Regions from separate parts of the Mus musculus genome. Here regions 2, 3 and 4 are each linked to region 1. The links are chromatin loops, found by intact Hi-C in ENCODE. Cell type or tissue: heart. All regions are shown on one strand.

What was found. Hi-C counts contacts between places; a loop is a spot of excess contacts. Peaks named below come from ENCODE experiments on the same cell type or tissue, not always from the same donor. Only the 100,000 strongest peaks of a DNase experiment are listed, where the experiment ranks them.
Region 2: it touches region 1 in a loop (3-fold over the local background); 13 of 42 quality-filtered maps call a loop at or near these places.
Region 3: it touches region 1 in a loop (6-fold over the local background); 10 of 42 quality-filtered maps call a loop at or near these places.
Region 4: a loop joins it to region 1, with 4 times the contacts of the local background. A loop is called at or near these places in 10 of 42 quality-filtered maps.

The regions. Positions count from the first base shown.
Region 1 is chr16:3,741,661-3,746,660 of GRCm38, forward strand. Zfp263 (zinc finger protein 263) reads left to right here and starts at 2,439. Exons shown (of 6, transcript NM_148924.3): 1 at 2,439-3,107; 2 at 4,117-4,297; 3 at 4,762-4,835. The coding sequence starts at 2,715. In heart, no CTCF peak of the experiment used is centred here; DNase peaks (open chromatin) are centred at 2,021 and 2,381; H3K4me3 peaks cover 3,278 bases; H3K27ac peaks cover 2,138 bases.
Region 2 is chr16:3,845,981-3,850,980 of GRCm38, forward strand. Zfp174 (zinc finger protein 174) reads left to right here and starts at 1,243. Exons shown (of 3, transcript NM_001081217.1): 1 at 1,243-2,294; 2 at 3,371-3,590. The coding sequence starts at 1,893. In heart, CTCF peaks have their summits at 1,313 and 2,602 (motif pointing right); a DNase peak (open chromatin) is centred at 1,201; H3K4me3 peaks cover 1,561 bases; H3K27ac peaks cover 1,202 bases.
Region 3 is chr16:3,906,976-3,911,975 of GRCm38, forward strand. 1700037C18Rik (RIKEN cDNA 1700037C18 gene) reads right to left here and starts at 1,714. Exons shown (of 3, transcript NM_028484.2): 1 at 1,475-1,714; 2 at 1-219. The coding sequence starts at 1,478. Cluap1 (clusterin associated protein 1) reads left to right here and starts at 2,034. Exons shown (of 12, transcript NM_029738.2): 1 at 2,034-2,178; 2 at 4,476-4,587. The coding sequence starts at 2,157. It overlaps Gm41410 (predicted gene, 41410), which reads right to left and starts at 1,678. Exons shown (of 4, transcript NR_153801.1): 1 at 1,630-1,678; 2 at 1-219. In heart, a CTCF peak has its summit at 1,962 (motif pointing left); DNase peaks (open chromatin) are centred at 676, 1,666 and 2,036; H3K4me3 peaks cover 1,874 bases; H3K27ac peaks cover 1,398 bases.
Region 4 is chr16:3,881,874-3,886,873 of GRCm38, forward strand. Naa60 (N(alpha)-acetyltransferase 60, NatF catalytic subunit) reads left to right here and starts at 2,746. Exons shown (of 7, transcript NM_029090.3): 1 at 2,746-2,933. It also overlaps a transcript of Zfp597 not described here. In heart, a CTCF peak has its summit at 2,786; DNase peaks (open chromatin) are centred at 2,748 and 3,418; H3K4me3 peaks cover 2,361 bases; H3K27ac peaks cover 1,776 bases.

The DNA of each region.
Region 1 (5,000 bases):
CCATCAGGTCATTAACTATTCAATTTGGACTACAACTGCATATAGGATACCTGGCATGGATGGATGCCCTTGGGGACCAATAGAGAATGCTAGATCCCCTGGATTTGAAGCTACAGAAGGCTGTGAGCCACCTTCTGTTGCTGGGAACAGAACCCACCCAGGTCCCCTGGGAGGTCAGCTACTGCTCATAACTGCGGAGTCATCTCCCCAACCCAACCTCCCAAGTCTTAGCCAGCTTTTTCTGAATGAACCTATACCAGCCCATGTGCTACCTAGTGTCTAGATAAATAGGCATTTGCCATGGCAGCCTGTGGGCTTTTGTACCTGTGATGAAACTACACACAGTCATCCAAAACAGACCATTTTTATTTCCACAGCCTAAGCTTTGCTACAGGTTAGCTGTATGAACTTAGGCCATCGACTTAACTGGCACTATTGGGAACAAGCAAAAGAAACTTATTCTAAATACTACCATTTTCTTTTTAGGTCATAGGACCTAAATTCAAGGTCCCAGGCTCTCGTGGAGCTGAGGACTTCCCAATAGTTAAACAGCTTCTATTATAAAGAAACAGTTGTCTGAGTCCTGACATCTCAGGGACAACTTTTAAGTTGTCTGAGTCAAGACATCTCAAGGACAACTTCTCTATCTTGCTGGCAGGATCAAATTAAGTTCATGTTCCCAGGCCCAGGCCCCAACTTCCATCCTGATTGATGGAAACTCCCTTTCTCAACCCCTTTTGTCAAAATGATTGGACAATGCTACCACCCAGCCCAGCCCAGCCCAACCCCCTTGCTTTATTGTTTCCTTTAAATATGCTGCACAGCATCCCCTCAAGGTCACAGTTCAGCTCATGAGTCTGTTCTACAGCCCTGATCAATCAGTAGCAGCTTGATTACAATAAATTTTTGGCATCTGCATTGACCTGGTATTTGAGTTATATTGGGACCTCACGACGGCACTCCATGCCATAACCACAGGACTTACTTCATACCATATCTTCAAAGTTCTATTTCATGTATGAATGCTGAAGCTCTGAAGGGAAAGATACCCTGGCAATCGGGAACCAAAAGTCGTGCCGCACGACAAACCTCATTCAAGAGACTCATTGGGAAGGAAAAATCCAGAACATCATTCTCAGCTCAGGAAAGAAAGCAGGGAACTGAGTGGTAGGCAGGGTTTATACAAGATTTCTTAATCTTCCCACCACAGCTTTCCAGGGTGAGGATTGGTAGAATTTCACTGAGCTTGAAGGAGATCAGAGACTGATGAGTTTGCTCAGGGCTTGAAGGGTTTCTATACCAAGCTCCAGGATTAGTGGGTTTTTCTGTTCAGGGTTGGTGGGATTTATTTATTTTTATCTTTTTGTCTTGTAGGGTGGGGCCAGGCTACTCTTCCTCCTCGGGCCAGGGAATGACAGTAACAGCTATTATTAAACAACTATTAGGGTTAGGGACCATTAAGGAAGTCAGAGGTGGGAGGGACCTGGCTGCTGGAGCTCCTGGTGGCCATTTTCCTGCCTCAAGGTCTTACAAAGTATAAAAAGTTCACAAAGGGAGACCAGAGCAAGGAAGGCTTTCCCTGCCTCTTGAGTTGCAATGAATAGACAACAATGTAAGCATGTGTCCAATAAGTGATTACGGGTTTTCGTGACACACTCCTAGAATCTGCAGACTCCACCACCTGTCTGTGACAGCTGCAGTCTCAGGCCTGGGCTATTCTCTCTTCAAAAAATAAGGAAGTCCGCCTTGGTGTTTCCTTTTCTTCAACCTTCAGGAAAATAGTCAGAGCCGATGATTATGCTAATCCTTAGACCTGCTCTGGGAGATGGCAAGAGCAGTTCATACCCAGAGCGTTCTTCTGGGTCGACCAGCCACCTAAAGATGGAGGACTAGGGACCATCGCTCACAGGGAGGCAAAAGCTCGGGCACGGGTATGTTTATCGTAGCTCGACAATCCATTTAGACCTGCTCAAGCCACAGTGCAGGCGCAATAACAAGGGCGCGCCATGGACTACATTTCCCACCAGCCCCAGGCAGCTCGAGCCCTGGAAGCACAGTCTATTTCCGGTTGTAGGTCTCCGGAGTGTTGGGATCGGCCTTCGGAAAGGTTTTCTTTGTTAAGCTTCTGGGCCCCGACATGACACTCTAGCGCCTCTGGACTCTGGTTCAAGCGTGGCTGAAGAACTTACCTTTTGGCAAACTTTCCTATGCAAATCTGAGCCAGGTTGTCCCCGGGTCACATCCGCCCAGGGATTCCCACCCCTACCGCTTCCCCACCTGGAGGCCCCGCCCATTGCGTAGCCCCGCCCCTCATCCCCATCCGACTTGTTCCCCTCCCGCTCTTTTATGCAAATTTTCCTTGTCCTGGGTGGACCGTGAGTACGTGGTGAGACCCGACCCAATGGGAGACAGCGCAAGGGAAACGTGAACCGGAAGTCCGTCCTGACTAGCGGCCGTTGGCTTATGACGCCTAACTCGCGTGCTGAGGCTTGCGACCCGGGCCCTGCGACTTAAGTTCTGTGCGGGCCTGAGAAGCCGGTCAGGTGGCGACGCTGCAGGCCTGATATTGCTGAGATTGTGACCTGGGTTCCTCCGGCGGGATTTGGAGCCCGGAGTCTCTCGGTTGCTGCAGCCGTGGCCTACTGCTGTACAGAACCCAGGGCGTCTCTCAAGGCGGACGTAGCTGGTGTCGGGACCTAGGCTGGTGTCGGGGCATGACTATGGCTGCGGGCCCAAGCTCGCAGGAGCCAGAAGGGCTCCTCATAGTGAAACTGGAGGAGGACTGTGCCTGGAGCCACGAGGTACCCCCGCCTGAGCCAGAGCCCAGCCCGGAGGCCTCCCATCTGCGATTTCGACGGTTCCGCTTTCAGGACGCCCCGGGTCCCCGGGAGGCCCTTAGCCGGCTTCAGGAGCTTTGCCGCGGGTGGCTGCGGCCGGAGATGCGCACCAAGGAACAGATCCTGGAGCTGTTGGTGCTGGAGCAGTTCTTGACTATCCTTCCCCAGGAGATTCAGAGCAGGGTGCAGGAGCTGCGCCCAGAGAGCGGCGAAGAAGCAGTCACTCTTGTGGAGCGTATGCAGAAAGAACTTGGGAAACTGAGGCAACAGGTGACAGCTGTTTTACCCGTGGTTTGGCCCGGAAGTCATTGTGCTAGCCTCTTCTGTAGTCGAATATACTTGATCGTCCTGAGTACACTTTACAGGAAGGAGAGGGATTTTTTTGTAGCTTATCCTTTCCTTCCAGATTGTTCCCATATGACGACAGTAGGAAGTGAGGAGCACTTCCACCAGTATTTAGTTATGTAGTTAGAAAGCTTCTCACAGGCCTCGTGACTTTGGGCAGACTACTTAATCTGTTTCGTCCTGTTTTTCTGTTGGCTAAAGCACTGTCTGGGAATAATTTTGAGGACTTGGAGAAAAGTATGTCGTTTGGATGACACCTACTGCCACTGCTTTGAGGGGTTTGTTTTGTGACAAAGTCTTACGTAGCTCAAGCTAACTGACTCAGTGTGTAGTTGAGCTTGGCTGCAGAACAGTGGTGGTCCTCCACCTTCAGTCTCCCCAAATTCCGAGTTCTAGGGTTACAGGCAGAGTCTAGATATGTAGCCCAGGCTTAAACTCGAGGCAATCCTCCTGCTTCAGCCTCCCCACTGCTGATTCCCACAGGCATGTGCCACTATCCCAGGCCTATATTTAGTGGATAACACCCAGCATATCTTAGTCAATAGTTTGCAATACAGAACTGGATCTCTGCTAATTGAACTCTGAAAAACAGCTAAGCACCGAGGGGCTATGGTCGCAGCCTGATAAGTTCACCTTATCTAGTAGTGAAACGTGGAAGCATCTAGAACAGGTGAGTGTGATCGAGCAGAAGTGAGGAGTATCAATGGAATATGTTGAGAAAGTGTGCATTGAGAGTGGACCCTCAGTTTTCTTGCTCCATCCCTCCCCCATTTTCTGCTACCACCTAAAAAGCCCTTAGCATAAAACATCTTCTTGGCCAAGACCAAAGGGATAGTCTGTGGTTCTCTGTTGAGGGTGTGTCCTAAGAATCCTGTACTAATTTCCAATTCTGTCAGCCCCGTTGTGATGATGAGTGATGTGGGTTGGTTCCCAGGTCACAAACCAAGGGCGGGGAGCAGAAGTGCTTTTGGAGGAGCCTTTGCCACTGGAAACAGCAGGAGAGTCACCGAGCTTCAAGCTGGAGCCAATGGAGACTGAGCGAAGCCCTGGCCCCAGGCTGCAGGAGCTGCTAGACCCCAGCCCCCAAAGGGACTCCCAGGCTGTAAAGGAGAGGGGTGAGGAACAGTTATCTGGGCAGGTGGGAGGGAGGAGGGGCTCTGGGATTGCCACTCACCCTAGCAGAATGTGGTACAGGTGCCAAGGAGAAAGAATTTCTGAAGTTAAAGTTCTCAGTTGTGTTCTGAAAAACCTAAAAGTGGTGGTATGAATTCTGTAAAGGTTGGATGGGAGGAAAGGGGAAGCTCTTAGTAAAGCCATTCTGTGTACAGAACAGGCAAATTCTAGTTAGCTGATTGATGTGGGGTGTATGGTTAGAACCCTGTCGGCCAGGATGGAGGATGGCTCACATGCCTTTACTATAACCCTGTTACTTTAGATCACCTTAGCACACCTTTGCTACTTTTTGTTTACTGTCAATCCTAAAAGCTGAGACTTGCAGTTGGGGAATGCATATTGTCTTATAATCTGGGCTGCTAAGATTTGGTGTTACTGTTCTCATTATAATTTCTGTTATCTTTAGCATTATCCGCTCCCTGGCTCTCTCTCTTCCCTCCTGAAGGGAATGTGGAAGATAAGGATATGACTGGGACCCAGGTGATGTGGAAGTTCTCATTGCCTTTCCCCAGAATTTTCCTTTTCTCCTCTGCTTTTAGGGTGGGAGGTTCCCCTATGCTACTAGAAAGATTTTTTTTTTTCTGATCAGATATCTCCCTTATTTTCTTTGTCTTTTCAACCCATCATTTGTAGGCTTCCCCCATG
Region 2 (5,000 bases), 100 kb after region 1:
TCTCCCAGCCTTAAGGGAAAAAAATTGAAAGTTTTCTAGAGCATGCTTGCACATGCCTTTCATCCACACTGAGGAAGCAGAGGTTGAAGGATTATACACTGGGCTACATTGTGAGAAGTCTCAGAACAACAAAAAGATTATATATAACGAATAAAAATAAAAGGAGCTGGAGAGGCAGTTCACTGTATATAGCACTGGCTGCTCTTCCAGAGGGTCTGGGTTTGATTCCCAGCACCCACACCAGAGCTCACAACTCTCCAGTTTCAGGGGATTCCAACATTCTCTTCTGGCTTTCATGGGCAGCAGGCACATGTGATACACAGACAGACAGGCAGGCAAAACACCATACACCTTTAAATAAATAAATTTTAAAATAAACGAGAGCTGTGAAAGAAAGGCAAAAATCATAGGAGAAACTATTTTTGGAAATGTTAAGCTGTTAGTATGTGGGGAGAGGGTCCAAAGTCTTCAAGCATACGAAGATGTGTACGGAAAAAGTTAAGGTTGGTCTTCAAGTAAGAGAAGTTGTAGTTGCCTTACACTTTCTCTCATATCCCGTACTTCGTGAAACTCAAGAAAGTCTAATAGATGCTCTCCTGGTTTAATGACCCCCACACTGACCTCGTAAGTTCCATTCATCACATAATTATTGCTTCATTGATTGTGAAGACAGAGACTGATCTCTCACCATTGCACATCGTAGATGGTACCAGGTTGTCAGGCTTTACCTCAGACTCTGAAGATAGCCCATGCAGTGGGCAAACTACTTTGTTTCCTACGTGTTTGCATTCGTTGAGTCATTTGCGAAGGTTAGACCACGCAAGAATAGGAAAAAGCCTAGAGGCGAGGTCGAAGAAAGTTAAGATCCTGCTATGGAGAATGAGTTTCAGCGGGTTCGTCCAACCCCTGGGTCCTGTTTCAAGTACACCACAGACATGTCCTAAGAGGGAGGCCCTCCCGGCCAATATGAGACCTGACCTGAAGCCCCCCATACGGAGGACTCGCTGGACCCCTCGCACTTTCTGCTGCCCCAAATTCCCTCAGCCAACCGAGTGACTGCCAACTATCTGGTATTAGGCAGTACATTGCGAACGCTCCGGGACTAGCCACTGAACTACGACTCCCAAGAGGCACTGCGACTGATTGATAAATCAAACAGCCAATAAAAGATTAGCAGTGTCCTGGAGACCCAGTCCTGTAGAGGAGAGGCGGGCCTTCCCGTGGGTAGCTCTTGGAGCCAGTGGGCGTCTCCGTGGCGGGGCTCCGGCTCCTCCCCTAGACTGTGCTCTAGGGTTCCCGGTGTCCAGTCTCTGGCAAGGTGGGTCACCTGCAGGCGGGCACTGGCTTCTGAGCTGCCTCAGAACGTGGTGTCGCAGGTGGCTACTGGAACTGACACCCAACACTGCTGTGGAGCTGCGTGTCCGAGCTGACTGGGCCGCGGAGCCGCACTCCCTATCCTTAACCACGCATTGGTCGCGCTGTGGCCTTGGCTCTGCTTCGCTCAGAGGTGCTGGATCAGGTCGGTGTCTGCCAGATGCCGGAGAGTTGGTGCGAGCTACCCACAAGATGATAGCTTAAACTTTCCCTGGGGATTCCTCTACCGGCCCTAACGCGTTGTGAATTTCGCCAGATACAAAAATAAAATATTCTCTCCAGTGCCCTTCTGGGGTATTATGACTTTTCTCCTTAAAAACTGACGAAAAGACCGGGAACTATTTTGTTTTCAGAGTCTGGGATAAAGACTAGCAAATGAGAAAGCTATGTCTTTGCAGTCCTTCCAGGGAGGCTTCGTTCCTAACATTTTTCTAGCCTTCAGATTTCTCCAGAGCAAGGACCCAGAAGACATAATCAGTTTACCATTAGAGTGACACATTGTTCCCAGAGCCCCCAAAATGGCAGCTAGAATGGAGATAACTTTGAGCACCCACACTGAGGATTCTGACAAGCAAGAGAGACACATAATAATGAAGCTGGAAGAAAACCGTGGCCCCCCTCAGCAAAAAGCCTATCCTGACCCTGAGCTTTCCCGCCAGGGCTTCAGACACTTTTGCTATCAAGAAGTGTCTGGGCCCCAGGAAGCGCTCTCCTGCCTTCAACAGCTCTGCAGACAGTGGCTGCAGCCTGAACTACACACTAAAGAGCAGATTTTGGAGCTCCTGGTGATGGAGCAGTTTCTGGTCATCCTACCTCCAGAGATCCAGGCACAGGTCTGGCATCGGTATCCAAAGAGCAGCAGGGAGATTGTGACTCTGGTGGAAGATTTGCACAGAACATCCAAAAAACCAAAGCAGTGGGTAAGGAGGGTCCTATTTCTGTGGGTCCTAGGTAATGTTTTTGTTGTCTTTTGAGGTAGTGTTTTGTCTCATGATCCCTAGTTAGAGATTCCAGGCTTCAAAAGTTGCTTCCAGCCTGGAGGAATCCCCTTATCCCCCAAAGCCATAACCAGGGTTTCAGAAAACCGAGCCACTGGCACCCAGTGAGGAAGCAGAGAACTAAGCTATTCCTTCAGAGACTCCAACCTTGTAAGAGTAGGTTTTGTTTGTTTGTTTTTTAAGATTTTTATTTATTATATCTAAGTACACTGTAGCTGTCTTCAGATACACCAGCAGAGGGCGTCAGATCTCATTACGGATGTTTGTGAGCTGGGATTTGAACTCAGGACCTTTGGAAGAGCAGTCAGTGCTCTTAACCTCTGAGCCATCTCTCCAGCCCCCATAAGAGTAGTTTTAAGGAATCTCTACTGTCAGGTCTTCCCTGACCCACATCTTGAAGCTTTGCTACAATCAGAATTCTTAGCCAACAGGTCTAGCCTGTTCCATAGGAAACTAATTTTGGTGAAGCTCTGTGGACTTTGTTCCAGTGAAGTGTCTACCATATTGCCTTTGAATGGGAAAGTCTCAACTCAGTTCTCAGGTGTCTTGCCCCACCCCCTTCCCCAAGTGAAAGCCCAGCTGGAGCCACAAAAGGAAGCAAGTGACAGGTGGGGCAGCTTTGCTGGATCTGAGTGTCCTGGTCCTCTTTGGCAGGAAAACTTACCAAGTTGGAATGGCTTTCAGTGGCCCCTTACCATTCTCACGGGGCCTGTCTCTAGCAGAAGTAGAGAGGGGAGCATTGTTCATGATGATTCAGTAGTTTTGCAGCTCTCTTTTGATGATCTTGGCCCAAGCTGTGGGCACTACCTGGGAAGGCTGGCTGATTGTGAGGCAACCTCATTCTTTTTGCTCTGCCTGCTTTCCCTTTGCCTCCTTTTGGTGGCCTCTAGGTCCTTACCAGTTCTTCCCAGGGTAAGGGGGTCACTCTATAGCAGTGAGTGGCATGTTGCTCTCAGTTCATCAAGGAATGGAGAATTAATGGATAGCCCTTTTCCTAGGTGACTGTTTGTATGCAAGGGCAAAAGGTGCTCTTGGAGAAAACAGGAGCTCAGCTTGTAGAACAAGAACTTCGAGACTTTCAACCCCAAACTCCCAGCAGAGACATTCAGGAGGACTCTCTGGAAGAGCCTTCCTGCGAAGGATCTCACGAGCAGCTGAGTCCTCACCACTGGGAGAAGACTGTCCTCCAGGAACCAGTCCTCAGATTGACTGAGACAGGTAACCACTCTGGCTCTCTCACCAGCCTCTTTCCATCACAGCCTCCCATGGCTCTGCAAATGCAGTTGTGTTACATATACCCCCTTTAAAATTTATTATTTATGGGGGGGGGTGCCAAAGGGCACTTATGGAGGTCAGAGGACAACTTTGTGGAATCATTTCTTTCCTGTTACCTTTATTTGGGTTATAGAGATCAAACTCTGGTCTCTGGCTTGAGTAACCCTTACTTACTAATCCAGTTTCCTGGCCTTATAAAATTACACATGATAACTGATATTATTTTTGAGACAGTGTCTCACTATGCAGCCCCAGCTGGTCTGAAATTCACTCTGTAGACCTGAACTCACCGAGACCCACCTGCCTCTGCTTCCCAAGTGCTGGGATTAAAGGTCCACATTACCATACCCAGCCTGTTTGGGTGTTTCTTTGTCTGTTGAAGAATCACTGGATTCATTTGTAAAGTGGCTGCCCTGTCTGAGAGCCCTATCCACAAAGCAGAGGGTGCTTGTCCATATCCTTGCCAGCACTTCCTTTGGGCTGTTTTATTATGATGTAATATCCCTTGAGGTTTTGATTTTCATTCCCCTAATGAGTTGTGTTTGCCATTATTTCATATGTTTATTAAATTATATATCCTGGTCAGTGAGATGGCTCTGTGGGTAAAGGTACTTGCCACCAAGCCTGAAACCTGACTTCAATCCCTGAGGTCCACATGATGGAAGGAGGGAATCACTCCTGTAAGGTGTGTTCTCTGACCTTCACACACACACAATCATACAAACAATCATCCCTAACACACACACAATCATACAAACAACCATCCCTAACACACACACACAATCATACCTAATACACATACACACAACCATACAACCATCCCTAACACACACACACAATCTTACAAACAACTATCCCTAAAACACACACACAGACACACAGAGAGAGAGAGAGTAAATATAGTAAGACATTGTGAAAAGGAAATCTGATATTTTGTCTTTGGTTATTGGGTCTCATGTAGCCTAGGCTGGCTTCAAAGCCACTACAGAGCTGAGGGTGATCTTGAACTCCTGCTCCTCTAGCCTTTATCTCCTAAATCCTGTGACGAGAGGCCTTTGCCATCACTCCCAGTTTATAGAAGAATGCTAGTCATATGCTTTGCCCATTTTTAACTTGGAAGGTTTGTATTTTTATTGTTGAGGTTTAAGAGTTAAAAGGGGGAGGGGTCTGGATCCTAGACCTCACAGATGATAACTCATGAATGTTTTCTCTCATTCTGTGAATTATCTTTAGTATTTTGATGGTATTCCAAGAATCACAACTGTTTTTATGTTTTAAAATTTTTGTACTACATTTTTATTTATTTTCAGTGTACCTGTATGTGTGGGCATGCACATTCCATGTGCATATGTG
Region 3 (5,000 bases), 170 kb after region 1:
CCATGAGCCGGCCTAGCCAGTGGCTTCCACATTGGCCAGCAGGCTGCATGTGGCCTGGCAGGTAGAGAGCCAGGCTCCGGAGGTGTCGCAGTCGGAAGTTCTTGGGCTTGCTTCCCTGAGCACTGGGGCCCTGCTGCTGCTGGGCCCCCAATCCTCCCTCATAGATGTTGGGTGGTGTGTCAGGGTGGCTGGGGCGTCCTGGGGCCCAGCTCACTGCATCTGCAAGAGAGAGAGAGAGAGCAGGAGGGTGATGGCCAGTGGGAACAGCATCTGGGGGAAATGCAAGTACCAACTCATACGTAGCTTCTACTCCCTGGCTATCCAGTCTTAGTTCCTGTCTATTCCCACTACTCCGCTGCTCCCCTAACAGAGGCGCCCAAGCAGCCCAGGACTTTGGCACTGAGATCCCGTTGAGCACTTCAAGCTCGTTTTGTGCTCTCTACTCTAAAAAGAGTATGCTGGCACCAGTGTATATAAGCACAGTGGGTACAAGAGGGCATGCCTGGCCCAGTCATATAGCCTAGATCAGGAGTTACTCCCTTCCCAAGCATGCACATCCCTGGGCTCTCCCCAGTAGCTTTGGGCCCAGGTTGGGACAGTGTGGCATCTCTGCTGCTGCTCCTCCCTGCAGCCAGGCACCTTCTCTTATTCGAAGCTCAGAGAATGCACAGACCAAGGCTTCCATGGAGGGCCAGTATGGTGGGGGAGGAGTGGCCAGGCCTTCTGTGCAGTAGGGCCTGCTCTCCCCTGTCTAGGGGGTGGATCTGCAGGTCTCCCATAGCAACTGGTCCTTATGATGTCACAGTAAAGACTAGTCTTCCTGGACCTCCTAGTTTGGGAGAGTATGGTATGTCAGGGGCAAGGAGGGAGGCGGGCAAGGGAAGAGACCAGAAACCTAGGGTAAATTTGTTGATGTTAGATTCAGAGCAAGCCACATAAGACAAATTGGCTTTGGTATGCTGGAAAGTCATTCGCTAGGCTTCCTCATTTGTGGCAGGGAGAACGAGGATTTGGAGAACAAACCTGTAGAGATCTGAATCATGCTGAGAAGATGGTTCTGGGTGACACTTGTCTAATTATCCATTTTCTCATAGGTTAAGCAGTATGTAGATAATGCCAATTTTTTTCCTGTGCATTCTGACAAACTGGAACAATTATTCTGCTGGTAGAAATATAAAACTACAGGTTCTTTAGAATCTTAACTCCACCACAACTCTGTTTCATTATAGAAAATTTAGTTCTAGGTTTTACATCTAGGTGTATGAACCATTGTTTTTTACATAGATATTAATTTGCTATGGATTGCTCATTGTTTCAAAACCATTTGTTGCAAAGACTGTTCAAATGCATTGTCCCCCATGTTAGACTAGCCACGAATGTATGGCCCTACCCCACATATTTTTGTCCTTAAGTATCTACTCTTGGTCAGTACCACCGTGTTCTAGCCAAGGGCACCTTTACTTCTTGCACCTACCCATTTTCCTTATCGCCCACCCTTCCTGGCACAGCTCTCCTCTCTCCAGCCCTGCTTTTGTCGCGGTTGTCCTCGACTCGTAGCAGTCACCAAGGAGAGTTCTCTGTAGAGCCTGTGCTGACCCTGACACCCTAGGCGTGGTACACCAGCACTACCTCGCTCCACAGTTTCCAGGGCAACCTCTGGCGCGCGAGTCTGGGCGCCAATTTCCGGCTTGTCGGGAATACTGACTAGCTGTGCGTGCACAAAAGCCTTCCGGGTACAGGTCTCGAATTCTGCCCAGGGTAGGGTATCTTCGTTCCTGTCATTCTGTGGATACTTTATGAGGCTTCGACTGCGGGGTTTAGCTATGCTTTTACAAATACAAAGGAGACTCGGTCACAAAAGGTTATAATGTGCTCCATATATCAGTGAGGTAATGAGAGTTCCAACGGGACCAGAGCCAAAAGCGCTCTCTGAAAGACTATGACGTTGCGCAGCTCGCAAGGTGCTTGGCGCCACCTGTTGGTCTGTGTCCTGCGCTTGCGCTCACCACCCCTCTTCGCTTCCTGTCCTGTTTGGCCTGGTCCGCACGCTGTCCAAGGCCTCTGAGCGTTGCTATAGAGACCGGAGAGCGCTGGGCCTGCGAACTCTACAGAGACGGGCAGCGGCGCCCCAGTGGACTCTTGGGGACCAGAGCGCCATGTCTTTCCGCGACCTCCGCAGTAAGGCTGCACCCGGCTTTCCCGTGGGCTTCCCAGGATCTCGAGACTCCCCTGCCGGACCCCTGCCAGAGCCGTGGGCCCAGGCAGGCCGTGGGTCCCTGGGCCAGCCAGGGGCTGACAGAACTTTACAGCACCTTTGGAAAGTTCGGTCCGTCACTGGCCACGTGTAGCTAGAACACTGGGAATGTGTCTCGAGCCGCTGAAGAACTGAATGTTTAATTTCACCTCATTTTATCTCTGGTTGTCACGGCCACATTTGCAGCCGCATTAGAAAGGTCTTGCGGAAATGGAGACTTCTTCTGCATTTAGTTTGTAGAAAGAACCAGTAAAGCCGAGGAAGTGGCCGGATGAATGGATGGCTAGTGCTGCTAGGTTGTTTTGTTCATTTTTGAGGGTTTGTTTTGTTTGTTTGTATGTTACAATCTGTCACATGCTGTCCTCTATGTGGGCAATATTTCATTTACTCCTAGCAGGTTTGTGCCCTGGTTAGAGATGAAACAGGCAGCAAGAGGTCAAAGTAATTGAACGAGTTGCTTTAGAGTTTGAATCCAGCTTGCCTGAATGCCAAATACTGGGCAGAGAACTTGGCTAGAGAGTGGGGAAGCAGACTACTCTTACTCGTTATACTCTTTGGGGGAAACATCCTTTTTGTGGCAGGTGATTATATTTCACCCTTATTGTTCCTAGTTTTAACTGCAAGTTAAGTAGTATAGCTACCCCTGGTTCACACAGCTAGAGTGATGGGACTGTGTGACCTAAAAAATCTTACTTCACTTACAGAAGAGTAGCAGCTATTAGGGTCGTGTTGTCTAGGGTTTGAGGGTATTTGAAACAGTGTAATTATGACTGTCCCACGTAGTTTTTGATGAGGCTGGCACTTTACTGGGATCATTGAATAGTGATCATTGTACTGGAAAGAATATTTAAAAGGAGTATTTCAGAATTTATACTGATTTATATTTTTTTACCTTAAATAAATGCTGTATAGTGTGTAATCTATGAGACTGTCACCATTTATAACAGTGGAGAACTTGATAGCTACTACTTAGCTAAAAGGAGTGTTTAGGCAAAACCTGACTTTTTTCATAGAGGTATAAGGAAAAGCTGCAATATAAAGGGTATACATATATGGGATATATGTGTGTGTGTGATATAAGGGAAAGAAATAAGGGAAGGATGCTTCCTATCTTTCTACCATCTCTTCGTGACCTAGCAGAGTCTGCCTGCCCTGCTTTGTTGCCCAGATAGATTGTTTGGAATGCTGAATGTACATTTTGAATACCCGTAAGCATGAGTAGACATTACATTGCCAGGAACCATGGTCAAGATCTCAGCATATTGTAAGAACTCAGAAATGTTGGTTGTTTTCTTGCTTTCTTGCTCTCTTTTACTTGTTTTTCAAGACAAGGTTTTTTCCTGTCTTGAACAACAGCCCTGGATGACCTAGAACTTGTTTCATAGACCAGGTTAGCATCAGGTTCACAGAGGTCCATCTGCCTCTGCCTATGAGCACTGGGATTAAAGGTATGCAGCACCACGCCAGGCTTGGTTGCTCATCTGTAAGCCTCGCTTTCTTCATCATTGTTTTCTCCTTTCTTTCAAGCAGTGTGGCTTTGTTTTAGTTGCTCCCAACTTAAAATATTACTGTTTACTAATCTTTGGTTTTTCGAGACAGGGTTTCTCTGTGTAGCCCTGGCTGGCCTGGACCTCACTCTGTAGACCAGGCTGGCCTCGAACTCAGAAATCCGCCTGCCTCTGCCTCCCAAGTGCTGGGATTAAAGGCGTGCACCACCACGCCCAGCTTGTTTACTAATCTTTTTTTTTACAGTAAATCTAAATACTGCAGATAGTTCAGCCATTCTCTTATTAAATTTTCTCTGACTATAAAGTAATTGATCTTTAAAATTTATGTCATGAAAATCATATATGGTCACTGGAGGAAAAAAAACAATGTATAATCTTGTTCTAACAACGTGTTTTTCTCATGTTTTATGAGGCTAGGTAATTTTTATTTTGGATAGCAAAGAGGCAGCTACCAGAGAGAAATTAAAGCCCCAGCTAATACCTACGCCCCATTTCTCCAAAGGAAATCTACTATCGTTGAACTTGGGTGTTTTTCAGGTGATGGATTAGATATTGTTTCAAATCTCCCCTTTCCTTTCCCCATTCTAGAATTGATGAATTCAGCACCTGGAGTTGAGAAGACCTGATAAGAAAGGAAAGCATTAGATTAACTGTTTTCCAAAAGGAGATGCTATTTGACAAGGACTGACTGAACTGTGTTTTATATTGCACAGATTTCACCGAGATGATGAGAGCCTTGGGGTACCCACGCCATATTTCTATGGAGAATTTCCGCACACCCAACTTTGGGCTTGTCTCTGAAGTGCTTCTGTGGCTTGTGAAAAGGTTAGAATGCATTTTATTCACACCTTGGTGTGGATAGTTGGTTTCATTCAGTAGCTAACTGGAACTTCTAATGCAAAGGAAGGCTACAGTGAGGTTTGCATAGGATGGACTTAGCTGTAACTTATAAAGAGCTGCCACGCACGATGGTGCAAGTAGATGTCTGTTAGTTCAAGGTCAGCCTGGCCTACATAACAAGTTCCAGGAAAGCCAGGGCTGCGTAGTGAGAGACCCTGTCTCTTTCATTTTTAAGAGATGAAAGAAATGACGAGCGTTTGAAGAACGTTGAGGAGGTGACTGTCATCATGAGAGTGTTGGTACAGCCTCCACTTCAACCCTCACACAGAATCTCAGGGGCCTGCTCGCACACTCAGGATATACTGTAGTAGATGTATTATAAATATGGCTGGAGAACT
Region 4 (5,000 bases), 140 kb after region 1:
CTTTTAGAACCCCGGGAATGTCTTTACTTTGTCATCACCCAGAATGTGCTTCTCAATCATTACTGCCGTTTCCATTCACGTGGGACCCTGTTGGATGTTGTTCTGAGTTAAATGCTAATTCTGACTGAGAGTCTGACAAGCCCCAAGGGGATGCTGATACTGAACCCCAGCTCATATGATAGAATGAGGATGCAGGTTGGGGTTGGCTTCTCCTCTGTCACTGAATAGGTTTATCACTATGTTGCAGCATGTAGATGCAGGGGAATGGAAAACAAGCTATTTTCTTTTCATAGCCTCACCTTTTTACTTTGAAGTTTCAAATCTGAACATTTGGATAATGGAGAATACACTTAACATAGTTTTCTCGTTGATGTGTTAGCAATGTTATTTCAAGGCTGTGTCACAAGTTGCACTTATCACATGCCCTCTTGCTTCAGCCTCTCCTGTGCCAACACACCAAGACCAATCTTCAGTAAGTTTAATTAGAAATAATTTCAGTAATGACACACAAAGTATAATTGTATTGAATGCTCAAAGTGCCTGAATGGGTCTAACCCTGCTTCTCACAGCTGCTTGCATACAGTAGCACGAATAAATACATTAGTCTAGAGTTGTAAATTATATAAGTCTTCATTTTGTCACAGTGATTTTCCATTCCTCCTTAAAAATTAACAACTAGGGCTGGGGAGATGACTCAGTGATTAAGAGCACTGACTGCTCTTCCAGAGGTCCTGAGTTCAAGTCCCAGCAACCACAAAGTGGCTCACAACCATCTGTAATGGGATCTGATATACTCTTCTGGCATGTCTGAAGACAGCTACAGTGTAACAGTATAAATAAAAATAAATAATATTTTAAAAATTAAAAACTAATACTGACATAAAAGGAAAATATAAAGGTTGCTCTACATAGATTTTGCTAGCCATATATATCATACTTAACAGGCAAGACTGTTAGCTATTTATGGTTGATTTGTATCTATCCGGGGATGGAAGTGTACAAGGCTGGCAGCCTTCTACCATTTAGTGACATATGAAACCACAAAATTCTACAATTGAGGTACACCTTACTTTCCAAGATGTTTAAAGACTATGGCTTTTTATGTTTCTAAGATCGTGATGTTTTACACAGTTTGAGACACAAAAATGTATTGATGTGCCTTGGACCAGCCTCAGTCAGCCTCCCTCAATCCGCGGAAAAAAATTTCAGGGTTCCCGTTGCAGGCAGGCATGGAGTTGGGACGAAAAAGGTGACAAACAGACACAGACACAAGGGAGTGCTGTATCTGGATGTAATTTGTCAAATTGAGCACCAGTCTTATATTACAGACGAAAAACAAGAAGGCTAGGCGAATACATTTGCCAAGGTACATTGGTTCTTACACAAAACAAAGAAAATGCATACATAAAAAGATAATGGGAGCCAGGCCTTGTTTACAACTGAGAATAGAAACAATCCTTAATTAAGATCAGCCAAACACAGGAGCCAGGTGAATGCTCTGATGCAATGCTAGTCTATTGTTAAACCCACCTACAGTGGTCCTTTAGTAAATACCTGATTATGCTATTCCTCTGGGCCTAGTGAAAAACCTGCACCAGGGGAATTCCATTCTACTAACCCTTTCATGAGTAATACTCCAACCCACCTATTTCCTAGGCCATTGTGTATTCCTGTGTTTGGGTGAAACTCAGCTATTGTTCTAAGTAATTACTATGCAGACTGGCCCTGAGCTTTTCTAGCTCTGTTCTAGTAAATTGTAATGTCTGATTATTTTCACTGTCTCTACTAGAAGTGAATTTGAATGTTACTGAATAGGTAACATTCTTACTGAATTCCAAGCTCAGGGTCAGGACATTGGAACACTGACAAAGGCTTAGCTATATGTCAAAATCAATCCTTAAAGGCACTTATAATAAAACAATACTGAAAGAGAGCACACGAATCCATACACCAGACTAACGCTGGGACAGGGTTTGAGTATACGTGCTATTGGAATGCCAAGGCTCCAGGAGGCGAAGTTTCCGTGAAAGTCTTCACCTCATGACTGCTTCCAGGTTTCTAAACCTGTAATGCGAGTCACTACTGGAGTGGATGTAGCACTGATGTATTTCTTGGATATTAATATTTTTTTAAGGTTGGTTGAGCCTTTGACTACATACCATTTTAGTTATCTAAAAGCAAAGAATAAACTGTTGGTCAGCAAGCTTTTCTCTGGTTACACGAACTGAATTATCTCTGAATTACATCTGGATATAGAACTCCCACCCCCACCCAGCCCTGAAGGCCAATGTCACTTGTCCACTGCAATGATAGCTCACGACCACCCTTCTGTGGCTGTCAGCGCGAGCGCGGGGCGGTGCCTTTTGAGTCAGGGCTTCTAGCAATCACCAGCGCCAGCATCTATTAATACTAACCTCCAGTGGGGGAAGAGCAGGCCAGCGGCGGAGCCGTGCGTCTCAGGACTAGGGAGGCCTCGGAGCTCCTCTGACCCGCTTGATCGAGGAAAGGCGCCCTCTGACCCGCTTGATTGAGGAAAGGCGCGGAAACCCCGGCCCGCCGCCGCCGGTGTCCACGCATGCACGCAAGGGCAGCTGGGCGGCTCGCAGCTGTCTTGAGCTTCCGCCGCCAGTGCGGGAGGCTTCGGGAGCAGGTCCCGCCAGCGGCCAGAGGCTTGCCAGCTCCCAACATGGTGGCGGCGGCGTCAGGGAGGGCGGTGCCACATGGCGTAGCAGCCAATGATCTTCCGGGCTGCGCCGCCGGCAGCACAGGAGAGGCGGAAGTGCCGCGGGGCCGCCTTCCCTGTCCCGGCTGCGGCCCCTGCCGGTTACATAATCTGTCGCGGGGGACCGCGCAGTCCCACGTCCGGCTTCCCGGCTCCCCCAGGATGCGCTGAGCCTTGAGACACCGTCCGCTGCCGCCGGCTCCCGTCCGAGGTGAGGCAGCCGGGGGCCTCGGCGGGTGCAAATCGGGGCGGTGAGGAGGTCGCTGTCGCGACACCGAGGGCACTGCCCGCCCGTGGGAGGCCGGGTTTTCCGGAGAGCCCCTTACCCACCCCTGCGCGGGGCGCTTCTTAGCGCCCAGTTTGTTTCCGTGACGGCGGCGAGGGGCGCGGTGGGGCGTCGGGAATTGGCCTTTCTGGGGACCCTCAGCCAGTAATTGCAGGAATTGGGAGATGGAAAGGCGGCATCCTCTGGTTTTGGAGGTGAAGGGTCTGGTCGACTCTTCTAGCTCCAGCCTGCCTCCCTTAAGGGACTTGTTGAGCTGGGGGTAATTGTCGACTTTTTGCACGCGTGAAAGCCGAGGACCCTGCTTTAGGTCTGTCGCGTCTTTTCATTCCAGCAGTACTTTTGGTATTCCGGCACATGGAAGCTAAGCGGACCCTCCATAATCGCCTCTGACTTATTTCTTCTGAATTGGAGAAAACATTTGCCAAGGAGAAAAGGGGATCTATGACCAGTGCTGCTGTCTTGGGCTGGGGCTGTGGAGAGGGTACTCTGGGCCTTCTGAACCTCCAGCAAATGCCTGCCTTGCTGGTGTCAAAACCCAAGGCTTGGGGAGCCAGGCTGCAATAAACATAAACTTTGGCTCCTTTATTGATCTCTTAACTCTGCCAAGTCCCAGAGCCATGTGCTTTTGGGTCATTCTTGTCACCCTTTGGTCTTGAAAGAAGAGACTCACAGCCTAACTCTGTGGCTCCTGTGGTGTCTGGAGTGCTAATTAAGGAAGTTGCCAAAGAGCTTTTCCTTTTTCAAAGTACTAGAAACATAAAATCCCTGAATTAGTCTTGGCTTGTCTGCTGGCTTGTGTGACCCAGCAGGCAAAGTCATGTTACTCCCGAAATCATCTATGCAAAGACTTGAGTCCACAAAACCATGTGACATGGAGGAGAGTTTTAGAAGGCCTGTGACCTTGTTACCAGCCGAAATGTCAGGAAGAGGAAGGTCTGGGACAAAAACAGCATATAAGTACACACAGAGAGAGATGCACACACCAGTGAACTGCGAGTTAGTACAATGTGATTAAAAACTAGAGGATGCCGAAGGGCCATCGTGCCAAAGTAGTACACTGCTCATGGCAGGGAACATAAGTCTACACACCTCCTTTTAGGGTTTTTGTATACAACAAGAATAATATGCCAGATGTAAGCCCCCTGAGAGTGGGGTTTGCATTGACTCTTTAAAAAGGTTGTAGTTTGCTAGATTTTCATCTTACAGACCTAGACAACCCCACATCAGGCTTCCTGGGCTGGGTTTCCATGAAAATTGTTACATCTTGTCACAGAATTAAGTCTGGTCTGGTGTCAGCACACCAGCACCAGCATAAAACATACAATTTCGGGTTGTTGGTTTTTTTAAGTCTCAATGTGTCTTGTCCTTACTATCTTTAACCTCTTTAAGTTGTAACTTGAAGAGATTTTGTCAGTGTTTGTTTAACCACACCCACACACCCGTGTGGAGAGTATCTTTAGATTTGACTTGTCCAAGTTGCATAGCAACAACAAGCTTCTGACCAGAATGGAAGATTTCTGGATGTCAGATCTGAGGGATTAAAGATAGTCCTGAACCAAGACCAAAGGTTATCTATAACCAAGGAGTGCTTGAGAGAGGAGAGATTGTGGTGCCTCAGCGTGCCTCTTAGTGCAGTGTGGAGAAGCTCAGGAGTGCTTGAGAGGAGAGATTGTGGTGCCTCAGCGTGCCTCTTAGTGCAGTGTGGAGAAGCTCAGGAGTGCTTGACAGGAGAGATTGTGGTGCCTCAGCGTGCCTCTTAGTGCAGTGTGGAGAAGCTCAGGAGTGCTTGAGAGGAGAGATTGTGGTGCCTCAGCGTGCCTCTTAGTGCAGTGTGGAGAAGCTCAGGAGTGCTTGACAGGAGAGATTGTGGTGCCTCAGCGTGCCTCTTAGTGCAGTGTGGAGAAGCTCAGGAGTGCTTGAGAGGAGAGATTGTGGTGCCTCAGCGTGCCTCTTAGTGCAGTGTGGAGAAGCTCAGGTGCATAGAGTCCTGCA